Linked DNA regions of Homo sapiens: region 2 is linked to region 1. A link is a loop called in an ENCODE intact Hi-C map of the cell type or tissue named here. Cell type or tissue: heart right ventricle. All regions are shown on one strand. Links, peaks and the distances in the headings refer to the core of each region. The heading gives the core; the rest is flanking DNA. Region 1 holds the start of LOC105372108 (a long non-coding RNA gene). Region 2 overlaps DYM-AS1 (DYM antisense RNA 1).

Region 1 (11,253 bases), core at 1,800-9,799:
TTATATAAAATAGTCCGGGCGAGGTGGATCACGCCTGTAATCCCAGCACTTTGGGAGGCCAAGGTGGGCGGATCGCCTGAGGTAAGGAGTTAGAGACCAGCCTGGCCAACATGGTGAAACCCTGTCTCTACTAAAAATACAAAATTAGCCGGGCATGGTGGCGTGCGCCTGTAGTCCCAGCTACCCAGAAGGCTGAGGCAGGAGAATTGCTGGAACCCAGGAGGTGAAGGTTGCAGTGAGCCGAGATCGCCCACTGCACTCCAGCCTGGGTGACAGAACAAGACTCTGTCTCAAAAAAAAAAAAGAAGGTAAAGAAAAGAAATTATATAAAATAGGTTCATTTCACCAGGCGCGGGCGCTGACGCCTGTAATCCCAGCACTTTGGGAGGCCAAGGCGGGTGGATCATTAGGTCAGGAGTTCAAGATCAGCCTGGCCAAGATGGTAAAACCCCGTCTCTACTAAAAATACAAAAAAAATTTGCCGGGCGTGGTGGTAGACACCTGTAATCCCAGATACTTGGGGTGCTGAGGCAGATAATTGCTTGAACCCAGGAGGCGGAGGTTGCAGTGAGCCGAGATCGCACCACTGCACTCCAGCCTAAGCGACAGAATGAGACTCTGTCTCAAAAATAAAAAATAAAAATAAAAATAAAAATTAATTAATTAATTAAGTTGATTTCTAGCATTAAAACTTTAGAGCTGGGAGAGACCAACACTCCTCTCTTCCCTCCCCCAACGCTCCCCCAGGCAAATAAATTTAGAGAGTTCAAACAGTTTACCTGGGGGCATGAGGCCATCAGCCTGGGGTCCTTGCTCCCTGTCTAAAACAAGGGCTGTCCCACTGGGCCTCTCTAGGGAGCAGTAAAACCCCTTTCTTTTTCTTTTTTCTTTTTTTTTTTTTTTTGAGACAGAGTCTCACTCTGACGCCCAGGCTGGAGTGCAGTGGCGTGATCTCGGCTCACTGCAAGCTCTGCCTCTCGGGTTCACGCCATTCTCCTGCCTCAGCTTCCCCAGCAGCTGGGACTACAGGCGCACACCGCCACACCCGGCTAATTTTTTGTATTTTTAGTAGAGATGGAGTTTCACCGTGTTAGCCAGGATGGTCTCAATCTCCTGACCTCAGGTGATCCGCCCGCCCCTACCTCCCAAAGTGCTGGGATTACAGGCGTGAGCCACCGCACCTGGCCCTGAAAGTTTTTACATTGTGAAAGAACACCTATTGTGATAGTATACATAAACATTTTTTCAATATTTCATTTTTGTAACTAAGGAAGAAAATGGCAACTCTTCGTTTGCCATTGTTGAGAGTTGACTAGGTTGCCAGCAACTTCTCCAGAGGTCTGGGGATGGGTGGGGTTGAGTCCAGCTGAGGGAGAAGGAATGAGGGTCACAGCCAAATTCCCCACACTCAGGAAACCCCATTGAGGGTTTTGGAGGAGTTTCTGTCCCGAAGAATTTTACCATAAAACCCACAAACCAGTGCTTTGAGAACTGGGTTCAACTCTAAGGGTATTTTTTTTATTTCAATTTTTTAAAAGTTTTTTTTTTAGAGCATTTTAAATTCACATGCATTTGTAAGAAATACTATGGAAATATCCTGTGTAACCTTCACCTAGATTCCCCCAAAGATGTTAATCTTGCACTAAGATTGTCTTGTCTTTTGTGTGAGCTGAGGGAAGATCACCTAACCAGAATCTCTTCTTGTAGAGTTAAGAAAACTCTTGTTAGAGTTGTGGTGGCTCATGCCTTTAATACCAACACTTTGGGAGGCCAAGGCAGGTGGATTGCTTGAGCCTAGGAGTTGGAGACCACCCTGAACAGCGTAGCAAGACCCCTGTCTCTACAAAAAACCACAACAATTAGCTGGGCATGGTGATGTGCGCCTGTAATCCCACGTACAGGCTGAGGTGGTTGGGTCACTTGAGCCTGGGAAGTCGAGGCTGCAGTAAGCCGTGATAGTGCCACTGCACTCTAGACTGTCTGACAGAGTGAGACCCGTCTCAAAAATTAGATAAAATAAAATATAAATAAAATGAAGGCCTGCATTGTCCAAGTGACTTTCTCAAGATCACACCTGGGAATGACAGGGTCTGGGCCTCTCTCTAGGTCCCTGTGGCTCCATCTATATGAGATTCCATTTTCTGTTCCCCAGGATCCCTGAGGTCAGGTCAAGTTGGCAAGTAGACATAGACATATTATACCCCCCGACAACCCTTTTTTCCAGTGGTCCAGCAACAAAGGTCCATTTTCCACTCATGCTCTGTGTCCACCCTGGGTTGCCTGGAGGGCTCTGCTCTGGTCATCTCCACTGAGGGACATCCCATCTCTAGGTGGGCACGATTGCCAGTGGCAGGCTAGAAGAGCAGGGCAATAGTGTGTGGCTCTGCCACTCACATTTCACTGGCTAAACCAAGACGCATTGCTACCCTCACTCCAAGGGGGGCCGGGCCGGGGATATGCAGTTCTACCTTTCACCTGGGAATGGAAACGGAAATATCTGTTAAGCAGCACTAATGAACATTCCGATATCCTACATCTATCAGGAGAGATGGGATGCTTTGAGTCAGTCACTGGCAAGCTTCTTTATTTGCATGATAAGAGGGCTTCTTTCTGATTTCGGCTTTTCTGTTGTGCTGCCTTTTTTTTTGGCAGGCTCCCAGAGTGAATGGGCATTGGTCAGTGGGGCTTGCGGCCCTATCTCCCCAGGGAGGGAGAAGATCTGGGGAGGCATGCCCCCATCCCCAAGCCAATGAGCTCCGGAAGCTCCTCCTGGAAAAGCTAATTATTGAGGTAGGAAAGAAGGAAGGAAGGGACTGTCATTAAAAACACAAGGGAGAGAATGGTTCTTGTATATTGTGATGCTGATTAGACTCCTTCCTCCCTCCGTCCCTTCTTTCCCCCTCCTTCCTTCCTTCCTTCCTTTTTTCCTCCCTCCCTCCCTCCCTCTTCCCTTCCCTTCCTTCGTTCCTTCCTTCCTCATTTCCTCCCTCCCTCCTTCCCTTCCCTCTCCCTTCCCTTCCCTTCCCTTCCTCATTCATAGCTAGAACATTCCAGACCCAAACACTGCAGTCTGGGTGGCAATTTTTAACAGAAATGTAGACCAATTGAGGCTCCCAAAGGAGGGTGACCATGAGCTGGACGTCCTGTCCTGGGATGATCACCTGACAGAAGAGAGAATGTTCAGTTGATAGGAGAGAGGGTGAAGGAGGATGCAGGAAGGTGTTCAAGGAGGGCTGGCAGGTGGAATTAGATTACATTTGTTATGCAGCTGCTGAAGGTAAGAGTAGGATCAATAGGTAGACATTAGGACAGGCACAGTGGCTCATGCCTGTAATCCCAGCACTTTGGGAACAGGAGACAGGAGGATGACTTGAGGCCAGTTCAAAACTAGCTTGAGCAACATAGGGAGGCACCGTCCCTGCAAAAAATTTTTAGAAAATTAGCCAGGTGTGGTGGTGCACACTTGTACTCCTAGCTACTTGGGAGGCTGAGGTGTGTAGGATTGCTTGAGCCCTGGAGGAAGAGGCTGCAGTGTCATCACTGCACTCCAGCTTGGGCAACAGAGCCAGACCCTGTCTCAAAGAAAAAAAAAAATAGCTGGAAGTTATAAGCGGTAAATTTCAACTCAGATTGGAGTCAGCCTTTTAACTAGAAAGTTCAGCAAGGAAGAATGGGTTTCCTTGAAAGCAGGGAACTCACAGTTCCTGAAAGTCTTCAGACAGGTTGAATGACCTTTCTTATCGATTATTTCTAATGTTATTCCCAACTCTGAGTCCACAATTCCCAAGAAAAGAGACTCTACAGAATCTCTTATTTCAGGATCTAAAATTTCATCTTTAAATGAGGTCATCTACCTTCTAGCCTAAGAGTTGTTTTTTTCCATGTACAGCTAAATTTTATTAATAATAATATTGATTTTTTTTTGAGACAGAGTTTTGCTCTTGTCACCCAGGCTGGAGTGCAATGGCACAATCTTGGCTTACTGCAACCTCCGCCTCCTGGGTTCAAGTGATTCTCCTGCCTCAGCCTCCCGAGTAGCTGAGATTACAGGCGTCCACCACCACGCCCAGCTAATTTTTTTTTTTTTTTTAAGACGGAGTCTTGCTCTGTCGCCCAGGCTGGAGTGCAGTGGTGCAATCTCGGCTCACTGCAAGCCCTGCCTTCCGGGTTCATGCCATTCTCCTGCCTCAGCCTCCCGAGTAGCTGGGATTACAGGTGCCCGCCACCAAGCCTGGCTAATTTTTTATGTATTTCTTTTTAGTAGAGACAGGGTTTCACTGTGTTAGCCAGGATGGTCTCAATCTCCTGACCTTGTGATCCGCCCACCTTGGCCTCCCAAAGTGCTGGGGTGACAGGCGTGAGCCACCACACCTGGCCTAATTTTTGTATTTTTAGTAGAGACGGGGTTTCACCATGTTGGCCAGGCTGGTTTTGAACTCCTAACTTCAGGTGATCCACCTGCCTCGGCCTCCCAAATGGCTGGGATTACAGGTGCAAGCCACAGCGCCCAGCTGATGGTTGTTATTTTTACAGCTAACACTTATAGAACACTACTATGTGTCAGGTACTTTTCTGAGAACTTTTATGTATTTTAATACAATTATTAATTTAATTCTCAGAACAACCCTACAACGAAAGTGCTATTATTATCCCCCCATTTTACAGATGTGAATATTGAGTCATAATGAGTGTAAGGGGCAGAGCCAATGTTTGAATTGGGGTAGCCTAGTTCTAGAGTTTAGAGTTTGTGCTTCTAACCACTGCCTTTCTTGATGCCTCTTTTGGTGGTACCCAGTGAGGTTTAGTGATGTGTCCAAGGTCACAAGGTTAGTTGAGTGATGACACTTGGTGTGGATGGAACCTCATCTGCTGGCTACCCAATGTGGTCAGTATCAAAGACTTTTATCACCTGTGACCCAAAGTGCTGGTATTACAGTTGTGAGCCACCTAATCTTCTGTTCTTGTCCTTTGAGCAGATATCTAGATGGATTACTGGGTCAGAGAATTGGAACGTTTTTAAAAATTGTGGTAAAATGCATATAATTTACCATTTTATGCTTGAACCTGGGAGGCAAATGTTGCAGTCAGCCAATATCGCGCTATTGCACTCCAGCCTGGGTGACAGAGCCAGACTCTGCCTCGAAAAAAAAAAGAAAGAATTTACCATTTTAGCCATCTTAAAGCATATAGTTCAGTGGTATTAGGTATATTCACATTGCTGTGCAAACATCACTACTATCCATCTCTAGAACTTTTTCATCTTCCATAATTGAAACTCCATATCCACTAAACAATAATTCCCTGTCCTCTCTGCCCGGCCCCTGGTAACCTTGATTCTACTTTTTTTTTTTTGAGACGGAGTCTCGCCCTGTTGCCCAGGCTGGAGTGCAGTGGTGCGATCTCGGCTCACCGCAAGCTCCGCCTCCCGGGTTCACGCCATTCTCCTGCCTCAGCCTCCCGAGTAGCTAGGACTACAGGCGCCCGCCACCACGCCCGGCTAATTTTTTTGTATTTTTAGTAGAGACGGGGTTTTGCCATGTTGGCCAGGATGGTCTTGATCTCCTGACCTCGTGATCCGCCCGCCTTGGCCTCCCAAAGTGCTGGGATTACAGGCATGAGCTACCGTGCCCGGCTGATTCTACTTTCTATACTCTGAATTTGACTACCTCATATAAGTAGAATTATGCAGTATTTGTCCTTTTGTGACTGGCTTATTTCACTTAGTATGTCTTCAAGGTTTATCCGTACTGAAGCATGTGTCAGAATTTCTTTCTTTTTTAAGGTTGAATAATATTCCATCATATATATGTGTATATGTGTGTGTGTGTGTGTGTGTGTGTGTGTGTGTGTGTGTGTGTAGTGGACTATTATAGATGGAAACTATATATATGTATAATTTACCACATTTTGTGTATCCACAGGAACATTTTTAAGGCTCTTGATTCAAATCGTCTGCTGCTGTCCAGAAAGATGACACCAACTTACACATCCGATAAGAATGGATGAAATTAAAATTCTGGGCCGGACGCGGTGGCTCACGCCTGTAATCCCAGCACTTTGGGAGGCCAAGGCGGGCGGATCACGAGGTCAGGAGATCGAGACCATCCTGGCTAATGCGGTGAAACCCCGTCTCTACTAAAAATACAAAAAATTAGATGGGCATGGTGGCGGGCGCCTGTAGTCCCAGCTACTTGGGAGGCTGAGGCAGGAGAATGGCATGAACCCGGGAGGCGGAGCTTGCAGTGAGCCGAGATTGTGCCACTGCACTCCAGCCTGGGTGACAGAGCGAGACTTGGTCTCAAAAAAAAAAAAAAAGAAAAGAAAAGAAAAGAAATTAAAATTCTGAAGTTTGCATACCTAACTGTTCACTTACGGTATCTCACAGTCTAATTAATTCATAGCCACATGCATAGAGTTTATTGCATTTGCAACTATGCAGCATCAAATTGTTGCAAAGGGACCTCTGGAAAGGACTGTCCTTCCTCCCAATGTGTATGTGTGTATGTACATGTAATACATGTACATATAATGAAGATTACATACATGTATAATTGTATTATATACATATATAATTGTATACGTATATAATACATTTATATAATCTTCAATTATATGTATATGTATTATATATACATACATACACATTGGGAAGGATATATATATAATTGAAGATACAGAATTGAAGATGAGTATATTTAATATTTATCAAAGGGTAAAGGCGCTCATCCGCAGTTTGGATCAGAGCCTCAAAATCTAAATTCATGCCACGAATAGCGTTTTTCAGATGTTGACTTCCTAGGATCCTATTCTTTTAAACCTGATTCAATTTTTGTGCCTATCAAGACAGACACCAAAGATTTTATTTAGGAGGAAATATGTGGTATTCTTTTTAAACTTTTCCAGAGACATCACTTATGTGATCTTACTTGGTTTCTACAACATTCCCAGCCCCAGGAGGCAGGCAGAGTGATATTGCCAATCACATTTTTGTAGACACAGGCTCAGAGAAGTGACATTACCTGCTAGATGTCACACAGCCCATCTGGGACCCCAGGGCTCAAGCCCCTGCCCTCTGGCCCTGAGTCCTGCCTCTGTCTGTGGACTCCCAGCTCTTGCTGTTGCTAGAGTGTGCTGCTCCTTTACTTGGCATGTCCACATTCCTGGGTTGTCCAGGAACGCACATTCTTGGAGAGGAAGGGGAATAGATATTTTAGCCACATACAACACTCTGAGCTTGCCAGGCACCTAATAGGGACACTCAATAAATATTAATTAAAGAATGCAGCCACATTGGCTTATGTGCTGGCCAGATCCTTTAAAGTGTCAAGAATATTCCTTGAGAGACTGAGTGTTAGGCTGGAAGGCTGTGTGGAGGCGGAGAGGACAGAAAAGTCCTGGAGTAATGGAGTGCATTCTCTTGGAAGATGAAAATATCCACCCGCCCCAGGGGGCCCCTATCTGTCACTGTCACCAGGAGAGAAGGAGGAAGGGAACATATGTCTGTTGAGTGCCTCTGGGACCTGTATTTTTCTTGCTGGGGTGGGATTTATTCCGCTTCTCCCGTACTCCTGCATCTCCAAGGCCAGTGGAGGACACCAGGGGACAGCTGGCTGAGATCAAGGGTGAGTGCGATTGGTGGGGTGTGGAGTGGGGTGGGCGGGAGATGGAATGGGTGTGCCCACCCTCTCCTAGCGTCATGAGGGATTTACTGCTCATTGAGTAGGTGTTCCTTAGTGTCTCTGGCTTGACAGCAGAAGTCTACTTGGATAGGCAGTTCTGGGCACGCACAGCCAACTGTCGGGGCCTCTCCCCTAGTCTGAGTGTTCATGCTCACAGAGCTGGTGTCCCCTGGAATCCAGGGACTCGGAAGAGGGGAAAACTAAGCTGGAAGTGGAGAGTGAGGCAGAGGCCTGGGTAGGGAACCCTTGGGGAGCTCCCCCCAGCCTGAGGGCTGCTACCCAGTAGACCAATGTGCCAGGAGGAGGAAGGATGTGGGGGCAAATGGGGATCTCCCATTCCACCCAGAGCCTGTGACTACCCTCTCTTTGCACTGGGAGGTATTGCATGCAGAAAGCATAAGCAAGGCAAGTGAGGCTCCTCTGGGAAAGCCAGAACCTAGACATTGATCAGGCTCCTGGGGCTTTTTCAAATGAGCTCATCCCTGCTTTCCTAGGCCTCTTTTGGCATTGAATGGTATTTCCCTTTGGTTCTTTCAAAAGCAAGATGTGTTTGTGTAATTTTAAACAAGTGATCAATTTCAGATTAACGTCAAGGAATTTCTTCATCGTCTCCATCATCAAATTCTACTTAACATGCTCTGCCCATTCCAAGAAAAAAAGAGGAATGAATGTGAACTCTTTTTGTACATACAGCCATTTACTCAAAAAATGCAGCCGGCAGAGATTCCACAGCTGGGAAGCTGACTGGTAAGCACCCTGTGTAAGTGAACGCGCTCAGTGGGATGGAAGGAAGAGTACTGAGGGGACGCGGGAGGGAGGGAGAGGGCTCCAGGTCACTCAGGGTTTTGTATGGCCAGGAAGGGAATTTGTCTTTGATCCAAGGGCGTGCAGAAGCCCCGCTGGGTGGTTGTGCACTCAAATCAGCACTGAGCCCGACCGCCTGGCAGGGGAGAGGGACTGGGTGGGTCTGAGGACTCAAATCAGCACTGAGCCCGACCACCTGGCAGGGGAGAGGGACTGGGTGGGTCTGAGGAAGACAGCAGAGGCTAAGGTGTGGACCAGTCCCGGACAGATGCTGGGTGGTTGTGGTGGGTGAGACTGGAGAAAAGCAGATAAGTGGAGAGGCATTTTGGAGATAAAATGGATAGGCTTTGGGGCTGGTAGGATAAGGGGTAAGGGAGAGGTTTGTTGTCCTTGGTTTCTGGTTGTGATCACTGGATGGTGAGGAGTGAGCTTTCTGAGCGTGGAGCTCTGGAGGAAAAGCCTGTTTGGGAGTGTTAGAGGAGTTTGAACCAGAGCAACTCCATCTTGAATAGGGGCTGGGTAAAATGAGGCTGAGACCTACTGGCTGCATTCCCAGAGGGTTAAGGCATTCTAAGTCACAGGATGAGATAGGAGGTCGGCACAAGATACAGGTCAAAAATACCTTGCTGATAAAACAGGTTGCAGTAGAGAAGCTGGCCAAAATCCACCAAGATGGCGACAAGAGTGACCTCTGGTCATCCTCACTGTTACACTCCCACCAGCGCCATGACAGTTTGCAGATTCCAGGTAATGTCAGGAAATTACCCTATATGGTCTAAAAAAAGGGGACACATGAATAATCCACGCCTTGTTTAGCATGTCATTAAGAAATAACCATAAAAATGGGCAACCAGCAGCCCTTGGGGCTGCTCTGTCTATGGAGTAGCTGTTCTTTTATTCCTTTACTTACTTTTTTTTTTTTTTTTTTTTGAGATGGAGTCTTGCTCTGTCACCCAGGCTGGAGTGCAGTGGCGCGATCTCAGCTCACTGCAACCTCTGCCACCCAGGTTCAAGCGATTCTCCTGCCTCAGCCTCCCGAGTAGCTGGGACTGCAGGCGTGTGCCACCATGCCCGCCTAGTTTTTCATTTTCTTTTTAGTAGAGACAGGGTGTCACCGTGTTAGCTAGGATGGTCTCCATCTCCTGACCTGGTGATCCGCCCGCCTCCGCCTCCCAAAGTGCTGGGATAACAGACGTGAGTCATCGTGCCCTGCCATTTCTTTACTTTCTTAATAAACTTGCTTTCACTTTGCACTGTGGACTTGCCCTGAATTCTTTCTTATGCGAGATCCAAAGAACTCTCTCTTGTGGTCTGGCTCGGGACCACTTTCTTGTAACAGGAGGAAGATGGCCTATCTGGGACCTAATGAGCTCAGGGTGCCTTTGAGATATTGACCAGGCAAGTGGGACTGGAGAGCAAAGCAGAGACCTAATTTTTTTTTTTTTTTTTTGAGATGGAGTCTCACTCTGTCACCCAGGCTGGAGTGCAGTGGCGCGATCTCGGCTCACTGCAACCTCCGCCTCCCAGGTTCAAGCGATTCTCCTGCCTCAGCCTCCCAAGTAGCTGGGACTACAGGCACGTGCTACCACACCCAGCTAATTTGTTGTATTTTTAGTAGAGATGGCGTTTCACCATGTTGGCCAGGATGGTCTCGATCTCCTGACCCTGTGATGCTCCTGCCTCGGCCTCCCAAAGTGCTGGGATTACAGGCGTGAGCCATCGCGCCGAGCCGAGGCCTGTTCATGTTCTGCCTCTTTGGCTGTAATGGTGGCTGCCTATGAGAGGCATGGGTGGCTGGCAGCCCAGGTAGAAGGAAGCCTTATCTTTTTCTTCCTCCCCTTTTGTATTCTTGGAATTGTGTACCATTGTGCATGCATTGCCTATTCAAAAATCAATAAAATAGAAAAAGCAAAGAAAAAGTACCAAATAAGATGGACTGAAGATGGAGACTCTCTGGGCTATGTAACGTTTATAATCCCTTCTGGCTTGAACCTCATTTTACTGCATTTCTCCAGATTTTTCCTTTATGGTCTACCAGACTCTAACAATGCTAAATAACATCATCTTCCCCCAACTTTGAAAGCCTTCAAAAGAAATGTTTATGGGATAGAGGGGGATCAAAACTAAATTGGGCACAGCAGAATCCTGCCCACTGGGTAACTCCTCTCCATGAAAATGAATCCCTCTTCACTTCCTCCTTGTATCTCATAATTACCAGGGGAGATATCTCCAGGACACAGGAAAATATGTATGACTCATAGTAGTACTAGAAAAGAACTAAAAACACTTACATTGTTTCCTCACTTATCCCTCTCTTATTCCAACAGGGAAAAGATTTCCCTAGGTTTATTTGTTTGTTTTTAAACTCAGACGCTAGCCTTACCTCTTTGACAGAGTTCTAACTGGTCCTTATAAAACCCACACAAGGGGCCGGGCATGGTGGCTCATGGCTGTAATCCCATCACTTTGGGAGACCGAGGCGGGCGGATCACTTGAGGTCACTTGAGGTTCGAGACCAACTTGACCAGCATGGTGAAACCCCGTTTCTACTAAAAATACAAAAATTAGCCAAGTGTGGTGGTGCACACTGTAATCCCAGCCACTCAGGAGGCTGAGGCAGGAGAATCGCTTGAATCTGGGAGGCGGAGGTTGCGGTGAGTCACGATCCTGCCACAGCACTCCAGCCTGCGTGACAGAGCGAGACTCTGTCTCAAAAAACTGAAAACAAAAAACCCCCACACAAACAAAATCCCAGCCACTAGAAAAAGTA
Region 2 (11,253 bases), core at 980-8,979, 66 kb before region 1:
TAAAAGAATTCATAACCCCTTAAAAGACTGATCAAAGAAGGAAGGAGAAAGGGCAGGAGAGAGGAATAGCCAATATCAGAAAGGAAAACAGGTAAGTTACTTCAGATTATGCAGACATTTAAAATATTTAAGAGCCAGCCTGGATAACATGGTGAAACCCTCCTGTCTCTACACACACACACACACAAATTAGCTGAGCATGGTGGTGTGTGCCTGTAGTCCCAGCTACTGGAGAGGCTAAGGTAGGAGGATTACCTGAGCCCAGGAGGTAGAGGCTGCAGTGAGCTGTGGTCATGGCACCACACTCCAGCCTGGGCAATGGAGTGAGAGACCGTGTCTCAAAAATATGTATACATATTTAAGAGAATATTATGAATACCAATAAATTTTAAATCTAGTTGAAATGATCTTTATTGCAGTGATAGGTGTATACATATGTCTAATCAAATTGTACACTTTATTACATATGTGCAGTTTTATATATTAAGTATGCCTCATTAAAGTTGTTTTTAGATTTTGCATAAAATGAACAAATTCTTTAAAAAAAAAAAAAAACTCTCCAAAACTGACATGAAACGATCCTGAACATTGGAATCATCCTATATCTAGCGCATACATTGAGTCCATAATTACAATCTGCCACAGGAAATTTACAGACCAAGATGGCTTCAGTAGTGAATTTAACCAAACATTTAAGAGTGAAATAATGCCAGTTTTAGACAGTCTCCCAGAAAATAGAAAAACCTTCTAATTTGTTTTATGAAAACAGCTTAACCTTAGATATAAAGAATTTGCCAAGAACAATACAAGAAAGGAAAATTATAGGCCAGTCCTCATGGTATAGATGCAAACAGAAACTAGCAATCTACAAAAACAATGTGTAAAAATACATCATGATCAAATTGGATTTGTCATTCACAAATCAATTAGAGTTATTCAAAGAATACAGAAGGAAAAGTAAATGATCTCAATAAATGCAGGGGAAAATGTGATAAAATTCAGCAGTCAAGTGCTAGAAATGTTTAGCGAACTAGGAAAAACGGAAGCTATCTTAATCTTATAAATATTATTTTAAAACTACAGCAAACGCATCATACTTAAAATATCAAAAGCTTTCATTCTGAGATCAGAAGCAAAAAAAAGGATGTCTATTATCACTTCTATTCAAAATGTCGCTAGGTGATGCTATGCATGCCTAAGTATTTAGTGGGGAGTGTACTGGTACCTTAAATTACTTTGAAATGCATCATGAAAAGGGAAAAAAGGATGGCTTGATGGATAGATATATATGTGATAAAGCAGATATAGTAAACTTGGTAAAATCTAGAATGGTAGAATCCAGATGGTGGGTATACAAATGTACACTGTACAATATTCAATTTTGCTATACGTTGAGGAAACTATCACCTGAGTTCCTGGCCTAGTATGGCAAGATTTCCTTTTAAATTAATTGGGTAGGGTCAGAAGAAAATGAACTATCATTATTTGTAAATGACATGATTGAGGATATAGATAATTTAAAGAATTAGCCAATAAACTAGTAAAATTAACAAGGCTTCTGGACACAAGGTCACAGACAAAAATAACGTGTATTTCTGATGCTAGCAATAAACAATTAGACAATGAAATTGCAAAGGATATGAACAGATACTTCTCAAAAGAAGACATTTATGCAGCCAAAGACACATGAAAAAATGCTCATCATCACTGGCCATCAGAGAAATGCAAATCAAAACCACAATGAGATACCATCTCATACCAGTTAGAATGGCGATCATTAAAAAGTCAGGAAACAACAGGTGCTGGAGAGGGTGTGGAGAAATAGGAACACTTTTACACTGTTGGTGGGACTGTAAACTAGTTCAACCATTGTGGAAGACAGTGTGGTGATTCCTCAAGGATCTAGAACTAGAAATACCATTTGACCCAGCCATCCCATTACTGGGTATATACCCAAAGGATTATAAATCATGCTACTATAAAGACACATGAACATGTATGTTTATTGTGGCACTATTCACAATAGCAAAGACTTGGAACCAACCCAAATGTCCATCAATGATAGACTGGATTAAGAAAATGTGGCACATATACACCATGGAATACTATGCAGCCATAAAAAAGGATGAGTTCATGTCCTTTGTAGGGACATGGATGAAGCTAGAAACCATCATTCTGAGCAAACTATCCCAAGGACAGAAAACCAAACACCACATGTTCTCACTCATAGGTGGGAATTGAACAATGAGAACACTTGGTCACAGGGTCAGGAACATCACACACTGGGGCCTGTCGTGGGGTGGGGGGAGGGGGGAGGGATAGCATTAGGAGATATACCTAATGTAAATGATGAGTTAACGGGTGCAGCACACCAACATGTCACATGTATACATATGTAACAAATCTGCACGTTGTGCACATGTACCCTAGAACTTAAAGTATAATAAAAAAATAAATAATAAAACAAATACTCAGAGATCAATCTAAAATAAAGTGTGATTGAAACTAAAGATCTAAATAAGGGTTCCCTAAATAAGGGACCACTCCAGGGTCATTAGATTCATAAGTTGGAAGGCTCGATATCTCAGAATTGATCTACGGATTCAATGCAATCTCAATCCAAATCCCAGTATTTTGGGGGAATGGGAAAACTTGACAAATTGGTTTTGCCTAAAATCTACATGGAAATGCAAAACGCCTAGAATTGCACAGAAAACCTTGAAAAAGAATAAAGCCCATACTTACATTGCTAGATGTCTACAACTTACAGATGTACTCTAATTAAAACCTATAGGCCAGGTGCAGTGGCTCACACCTATAATCCCAGCACTTGAGAGGCTGAGGTGGGAGGATTGCTTGAGACCAGCCTGGGCAACATGGTGAAACTCTGTCTCTACAGAAAATTTTAAAAATTAGCCAAGTGTGGTGGTGCACACCTGTAGTCCCAGCAGCTGGAGAGGCTGAGGCAGAAGGATTGCTTGAGCCCAGAGGCAGAGGTTTCAGTGAGCTGAGACTGCACCACTGGACTCCAACCTAGGTGACAGAGCGAAATCCTATCTCAAAACGAAAACAAAGACTTACAAATTTACTCTAAGTTTAGTATTGTTATAAGGGTAGACAAAACATATTGATGAAATAGAACTTAAAGGTCCACATATATAAGGACAATTGATTTGACAAAAGGGACACTGCTGGGTAATGGGGAAATGATTTTTTTCCCCAATAAATGGCGTTGGCACAGTGAAGGGAAAATGAATCTTGACCCCTACTTCACTCTGTCTGCAAAATCAGTTCCCAGGGGACTATAGAGCTAAATGTGAAATGTTAAACCATAATATTCTAGAAGAAAGCATAGGAGACTATCTTCATGTCCTTTAGATAGAAAACAAAAAATACCAACCATAAAGAAAAGGTCAGATAAATCAGATTACGGTCAAATTAGGAACTTCTGTTTAACAAGAGACATCAATAAGAGAGTGAGAAGGTAAGCTACAGAGTGAAAGCAGATCTTTGTAATGTATAGAACCACAAAGGAGTCAAATAAAGACTATATAAAGGATTCAATGAGGAAAAATAAAATTGGCAAAAGACAGGCATTTCTCAAAAATGTTTTCAGTTCACCAATAACATAGAAAAGTGCTGAAATCAAGGAAAAATTCAAATTGAACCCACAATGAGATACCCCCTACTCACTCACCAGAATGGCTAAGTTAAAAAGGTCAACAACATCAAGTGTTTGTGAGGATGTGGAAGAACAGGAAATCTGATACCCTACATGTAGTCCATGTAGGACTATAAATTGATAGCACTTTGAAAAACTGTTTAGTAATATCTACCAAAGTTGAAGATACTCATCCCCTAAGACCTAGCAACAGGTTCAAGACTGTTGATAGTGCAATTATTCATAATACCTAAAAACTGGAAACACCAGGAATATCAACAGTAGAACGTGTAAATAAATAGCAATATATCTATGCAATGTAATACTATACAGCAGTGAAAAATAAATAACCAGCTGCATTCAGTTACACAGATGAAACTCAAATATTATAGCATCTAAAAGAAGACTGATACAAAAGAATACATACTGTATGAGCTCATTTACATACAGAAAACAAGGCCAAAATAAACCTATAGTTTGGGGATGTACACTTAAGTAGTAAAACTTTGAAGAAGGACAAGTACATGCCTAATGTGAAAGCCAGGATACGGGTTACTTTTGGGAAAACAGAAGCGACCGTGATTGGGAGAGGCATAGGAGGGACTCGGGAAGCTGGCAGCGTTCTATTTCCTCATGGCCAGTGGTCATGTAAGTGTTTCATTGGCAATAAATCAGTGAACTGTTCATTTTCATCTTATGTATTTTCTGTATGTTTATTAGATTTTACAATTAAAACTGTTAAAGCTAATCTAAAGCTAATTTGCATTTTAAACAAGACTGATAGAAATTTACCACAGAATAAGTTAGTCATTTCTCTTAAATGTTTCCTCACCCACTAAATTCTAGATGGGTCTTGCTAGAGGAACAGTATTGTAACTAGTCCTAAAACAATGAATGAAACAGAGAAGATCTGGCTTCTGGGAGGTTGAGTTGGTTGTTTTTCTTAAGTTCTCAAGCTTTCCTCTTGGATATTCGATTACTGTTAAATGAATTTCTACCGACTGATGCATGGAGCCCAGTGAAATGGCTGTTCATTGAAATGAATGCCAAAATCGCCCCTCCCCACAGACACTTACTGACACCCCACAGTAGGTGTCAGTAAGCCCTGATGAGCCCAGTCTCTACCCCCAGCCCCTTTCCCCCGCTCAGTGCTGTCGGGCCTCACACCTGAGCATGAGCAGGGCGACCCTCCGCACCCAGCCAGGAACACTGCCTGCCATGAGAAGGGCCCCCTCCCCCTAAGCATGGGGATTCCTGGTCTGTGTTCTTACCACTTCCTGAGGCAGAGGAGGGGCCTCCAACCCAAGACGGAATTTCTCTACACGTGTGGCAGCTGCTGTCTGGGCTTTGGGCCCCCAGCTCTGAGCCAAGGCCATGGAGAGACACTTAAATGTAAAGCCCTCGTGGCCACCCTGGGCTTTGGGGAAGCAACTCCACTCTTCACCCTACTCTGGCATTCACTGGCCGCGTGGCCTTGGCAAGTCCCCCACACTTCCTGACGTCACCGTCTTCCTTGTGAAACGGGACGTTTACATGAGACACTGTGTAAGGGGGTGACATCCTCATGACATTACAGTTCACGTTTCCATCTTCTCACATGCCTGTACTCATCTGGGCCCCGGCCCCACCCGTGATAGAGGAAAGACAGAGAAAGAGGCTGAGAAGTCACACCGCACCTCAGATCTCATCATTCTCCCACACCCCACCACTGTCCTCAAAATCCTTATTTTTTTGGAACATCGAGAAGCCCCTTGCACCCAGCTCCCACTATGTGGATGGGGACATGGATTGCTTCCTTGAAAATGTTGCTATTGCAGCTGATAGAGTGGGTCCACTGTCCCTGAAGGGGGCCCAGGAAGAGCTTGTCAGAGAAGAGACCTCCTCCCTGGCCTCCAGGGTCCTTCACTGCACTTGGGGAGATGAGACAGATTAGCGTGTGAGCCAGGGACGTAATTCAGCCAAACCATCACGGAGGCTTGGGGGTGGGCACCCATCCGTGATCATCTTCCATGACTCCAGAGCCTGAGTTTCAGTTCCATGTGCCAACTGTGAAAGCTCAGGCTGACACAGTCTCTTGGGGGCTCAGTTTCTACATCTTCCTATACCAAGGTGTGGTGGAACAAGGTTAGAGTCATCGAAAACAGGCCATTTGCTTCTTTGGGCAGGGTTACTAGAGGGTTAGGGCACCCGCCAATGGAGAGGTGGTGACCTAAGCAACAGTTCTCAAAGTGGGATCAGGAGACCTGGGGATCCCTAAGGTGCTTTCATCATCATCATCATCATCATCATCATCATCATCATCATCATCATCATGTTATTTGCCTTTTCTCTTTCATTCCTTCATGAATGTTCGGTGGAGTTTTCCAGAAGCTGCATGTGTGTGATATTGCAACAGATTGAATGTGGAAACTGATATGAGAATCCAGCTGTCTTCTATTAAGGCAGACACTAGAGATTTGCAAAAATGCAAAACGATGCCACTCTTTTCACAAATCTTTTTTTCTTTTGAAACATAGTATTCTTCATAAAAGTTATTTATGTTAGCATGTCATGGGTTTAGTATTGTTACTCTTTAGTGAGTTACTATTTTTAAATTTCTGTTTAATTTTTTAATAAATATGGACAGATATAACCCACATAAACAAAAGTTTTTAGGAGTCCTCAGTAGTTTTTAAGAATGCAAAGTTGTGCCAATCCCAGAGACTTTGAGAACTGATCTGAGGATGGTTTCTAGAGGGATGGTTCTGGTCTCTGCTTCTCAGCCCAGCCCTGTACAACAGTTTTATCAGCGTGTGGAGGAAGATATAGAAAGAATGTTCTCCACATCTGTGAATGATGAGGTGACGGGGCTACTCAATACAGCACATGATAGAGAGGATCCAGAGAGAGGAATGGGCTGAGTCCCAGGGATGAGATGTGGCAGGAACCATCGTGGAGCTCAGCCCTTGCATCTGGTGGTTTGGGTTTAGGAAAACGAGTCCCACTCGGTGGCTTCACTCAGGACAGTATTTAGGAGTTCCAGTTGTGTGTAGTGGCTGCCAAAAATGATGATGTGATTATTCCTCATTGGTAGATATAACGGGTACCCAGGACAGGGTGGTCACCATGCTGATGACAAATTCAGCTTTTGTCTATCTATAAATGCCTTTCTTTTATCTTCATTTTTGAAGATGTTTTCAAAATTCTAGGTTGGAGTCTTGCTCTGCACAGGCTCAGCTTAGCCAGTGACTTAAGAGGAATTACTGGCAAATTTGGGGCTCCTTCCTCTCTAGTATATTGTCCCTCTTCTTCCAGCCACACTGGCTACCCCAACCTGCACCCTCTGACTCGCAAGCCCAGGAAGACTGTGACTTTGCTTCGGCTCTATTTCCTGGGTCCTGGTGCACCGGAAGGGCCGTGGGGAAATGCAGGTGAAGGAGGATGTTACTTAATGATGTCTCCCTTTCCCTATCCAACATCCACGCACAGCCGCCTTCCCCTGCAGAGAGCACCACACACCCTCCCCAAAGAACAGGAGCCCGAAGACAGTTCCATGTTGTGACTGCACCGGCCTCATGTCTGGCTGTGGCCTTCCTTCCTACATACAGGAGGCAAGAGTTTGACCTAACCTTTTTCCACTGCATAACAAGAGACACCAGCTTTCTACCCATGCTGGGTGAATTCCCACCATCTACCACCAGCCATCTCCCGTAAGTGCATTTTAGGTGATGTTATTTGCAGTAAACATGTAATCTACTTGAGCTAATTTGGGGAAAAAAGCGTTTATTTCTGAATATTAGATAGCTGCCCAATTCCAGGGTGAGCCAGGGACCTAAGCTTGGATGACACCCAGCCAGGGTAAACTCCCAACTGCTCCCCAGGACTGAGAGGCAACGTGGCTGCTGCCCTGCCCAACACTCGGCATCCTGCCATGCAGCTAGAGACCAGTCGTGAGACTCTGCCCACAATGACCCCGGAGAAGCCAAGGGCCACTACTTTGCCTGCATGCCCACGTACTTGCCGTACCCAATGCTCACTCCACTTTCCAAGTCCCAGCTGGGTGGCCCTTCTTGGAGAAAGCTGGGCTGAATGCAGAACCCCAGCCTCAGAAGTGCCTGGAGAATGAAGCCTTTTGCTTTCCAGCCTCTACTGTCTGGAGAGCCCTCTCTATGTGGGGAGATTGTGTCTCGAAGACAGACCATGATGTGTGCACTTCAGCTTAGGCTATGGTTTGAGGCTTAAGTGAAATAGCATTCAAAGAATGGAGAATGTGGCTGGACCTGTAATTCCAGCACATTGGAAGGCCAAGACAGAAGGGTCACTTGAAGTCAGGAGTTTGAGACCAGGCTGGGCAACATAGTGAGACCCTGTCTCTACAAAAAAAAAAAAAAAAAATAGCCACATATGGTGGTGTGTGCTTGTGGTGCCAGCTACTCAGGAGGCTGAGGTGGGAGGATTCCTCGAGCCCAGGAGGTCAAGGCTGCAGTGAGCCATGACTGTGCCCTTGTATTCCAGCCTGGATGACAGAGCAAGACTATATTTTTTTAAATGGAGAATGTACCTTCTCAGGGAGCAGGGATTTATGTGTGATTTCTGCACATCTGCATCCCACACCTTGTAATCTACCTGATTACAAGAAATAATGGTTGAATAATGTGAGCATTTAGCACTGTGTCTAGAAATGGTAAGCCCTAAGGAAACCAGAGCTGGTGTCATCTCACAGGTTAGGAAGCCCCAGTGAGGGCGAAGACAGCAGCTCAGTGCCATCCTAAGGTCCTATGCTGTGTCCCTCTGTACTTGACACCCTCTGGCTGGCTTCCCTCATACTCACAAGAGGGCTGCCACAGCTCCTGGTGTTACATCAGAGCGTGATCTCATCTGGAGTACAGCTCAGGAGTGGGGCTCCTCTCCCAGAGGCCCCTTCACATTTCCATGCCCAGGCCTGTTTCCCACACCCATTCCTAAACCATTATTGGCAAGGACAGGAGTCCCCATCATGGCACCGAATCAGGGTCGGGGGCCAGCCCACTTAGCTGCGGAGAGGAGAGTGAGTCCCAGGATATTAATCAGGCTCTGATATGGTTGGGATGTTGGTCCCCTCCAAATCTCATGTTGAAATGTGATCCCCAATGTTGGAGGTGGGGCCTGGTGGCAGATATTGGATCATGGGGGCGGATCCCTCATGGGTGGCTTAGTGCCATTCCCTTGGGGATGAGTGAGTTCTTACTCAGTTAGATCTGGTCATTTAAGAGTCTGGGGCCTCCCCCTTGGCTCTCTTGCTCCCTCTCTCGCCACGTGATACACTGGCTCCCACTTCGCCTTCAGCCATGACAGTAAGCTTCTTTTGGCCTCACCAGAAGCTGAGCCGATGCTGGTGCCATGCTTCCTGTACAGCCTGCAGAACCATAAGCCAATCGAACCTCTATAAATTACCCAGCCTCAGGCATTCCTTTATAGCAACATGAAACAGACTAACACAGACTCTTTCAGGAAGAAGGACAGGGAACGCAGGGATGGGCAGGTGACCAACCATAGTTTGCCCACGGGCAGAGGAGAAGGTCATGGCCAGGTGTGTAGTGAGAATCCCCAACCAGAGCCCTCCCAAGTCCCGGCTCTCAGCCCTTCAGTCAGATGAAGCTGCTCCGGAGCCAAGGGACAGTTCCCAGGACAAAGTCCAGCTCTGCCCATGGTTGGCCAGGAGGCATGGAGAACAGACATGTCCATAGCCCTTCATGGCCTCCCCAGCCAGTCCTCAGCACCCACTACACACACACACACACACACACACACACACACACACACACACAGAGACTGCATGATGGAAGGCAACTTCTCCACCTCCCGGAGTCTGCTTAATAGGAAACAGGGTTTAGTGGAACAATTGATGGCAGCCCGAGACCTCAAACTGGAAACATCTGTCCTTGCCATAGCTCACCCTCCCCAATCCAGCCCCAGCCCAGCTCCTGAAGGGGCCCACCCGCCTGGCCTGGGGGACTCAAAAACCTTCCAGGGATAAGAGTGGAGTCCCCAGCCTGGGAGAGGTCTGCAGGCTCCCAGCTCTGGACCCCAGTGCCGACTCAGGGCTGATGGTCCCAAGGAAGCCCTGAGCTAGACTTTATTTACCCACCCCACTGGGGGCCAGGGCTGAGCAGAGAGATGTCTCAGGGGAGGGGTGTAGCCTTAGCCCCCCGCCCCAAGACCCTCACTCGTCCCCCTGCCTCTGCTCTGTCCGGACCACCCTTTCTGTCCCATCTCCCTGGTCAGTCACTGTCCCCCTTCAAGGCCAGACTCAGCAGCTGTCCTTGCAGCCAACCCAGCTGGTCAGATGCCCCTCCCTGGGCCCACAGTGTCCCGGTCGGGACCCTGACTCCACGATGTTAGGAAGCCCCTCGGGGCAGCGTCATGCCATGCGCTTCACACAGGAGCCCCATCGCCATGTTGGCATCTGTAAGGTCCCCAGGAACATCCGGACAGGAGAGGTGACCAGATGCTCCTGAGACCAAGGAGCTATGGCACAGGGTTGGGGCCACACTGAGTTCCAAACCACGGAAGCTGATACCCACACACTTGGCTCCCTCCTGGCCACTACTGCTGGGGCAGAGACCAGGGTGCTCCCCACCTCCCCACCTGGCTACCCTGGACAGAACCTGGCCCTGCAGCAGCTGCCTGGCTACCCAGGGGCACCTGTGTGCCTGGGCTGTCACTGGACTCTCTGAGCCTCAGTTTCCCCATCTGTACCTGGAATGCCAAGCCTGTAGAAGCAGGACTGTGGAGCACAAGATGACAGATGCAGAGTGCCCAGGAAGCAGGGGATGGAGAAATGGCAGGGGCTCAGTGGTGGCGACTGTCACTGCAGGCTGCCAGCAATATTGGTCCCGACCTGAATTCACCTGGATGACAACCTCATGGAGGGAATTTCCCTGGGTGTGTGTTGAAGAGATGCAAAGACCAGGCAGTGGGGCGGAGCAGCACCTAAGCCCCAAGAGCTCTGCCCAGAGCCTGGCATGGGGGGCCTTGTGGTGGGGCTGTCTGTCTTTTGGGTGAGTGTAGAGGGAGCAGAAGAAACTGCCTGGGGCCAGAGCCTGGGTCTTAGCCACCTCTGAGGAGGACTCACCTCATTGACCAGTTTAAATCCCGCCTCCTCCAGGAAGCTGTCCTGGATCAGCCCAGCTCCAGTATCCTTCCTTCCCGGGCTCCCAAAGCTCAACCACAGTCCTGCCATTCCCGTTACCTGCCAAGCGCACAGGACAAACAAAACACCAGCATCAGCGATGAGGAGCTGGCCCTTCCTGTGCCAGGTCACCAGTCTGCATAATGGGGATGACATTCTTCCCTACAGACCTCAGAGGCCGTGGAGGCCAGAGGGGAGGTTGGCCCGCCCTGAGGCTAGGAGGAGGCTTCCACTTGGCAGGGGGCTGTTGGCTGAGGGATGTAGGGGCTGAAGGATCTATTGTCATTGGGAGAGGCTGGTGCCAGGGTGTGTGGAGAGGGGGCACTCAGGGAGGTGAGTCCTGCTCAGGGTCGGTCCTGCCCAGCCACTGGCTGCACCAGTTAAAGCCCCACCAGGACAGAGCTGGCAGAGCAGGGGTGTCCAGGGCAGAGAAACATCCTCA

What was found. A loop is a pair of places that touch in the nucleus more often than their neighbours do. Peaks named below come from ENCODE experiments on the same cell type or tissue, not always from the same donor. Only the 100,000 strongest peaks of a DNase experiment are listed, where the experiment ranks them.
Region 2: a loop joins it to region 1, with 2.5 times the contacts of the local background. A loop is called at or near these places in 21 of 110 quality-filtered maps.

What each region holds. Positions count from the first base shown.
Region 1 is chr18:48,960,189-48,971,441 of GRCh38, reverse strand. LOC105372108 (a long non-coding RNA gene) reads left to right here and starts at 6,309. Exons shown (of 3, transcript XR_935456.2): 1 at 6,309-7,622; 2 at 8,262-8,426; 3 at 9,122-9,377. RefSeq lists enhancers at 8,054-8,847, 10,436-11,229, 11,230-11,253. In heart right ventricle, for the core only: no CTCF peak of the experiment used is centred there; no DNase peak of the experiment used is centred there.
Region 2 is chr18:49,025,655-49,036,907 of GRCh38, reverse strand. DYM-AS1 (DYM antisense RNA 1) reads right to left here. Exons shown (of 5, transcript NR_148999.1): 3 at 10,755-10,871. DYM (dymeclin) reads left to right here. Exons shown (of 18, transcript NM_001353214.3): 18 at 1-521. Among named protein-coding and RNA genes, the nearest start is that of DYM-AS1, 7.6 kb to the right of the region's middle. RefSeq lists a silencer at 6,979-7,127 and an enhancer at 10,640-11,253. In heart right ventricle, for the core only: no CTCF peak of the experiment used is centred there; a DNase peak (open chromatin) is centred at 5,157.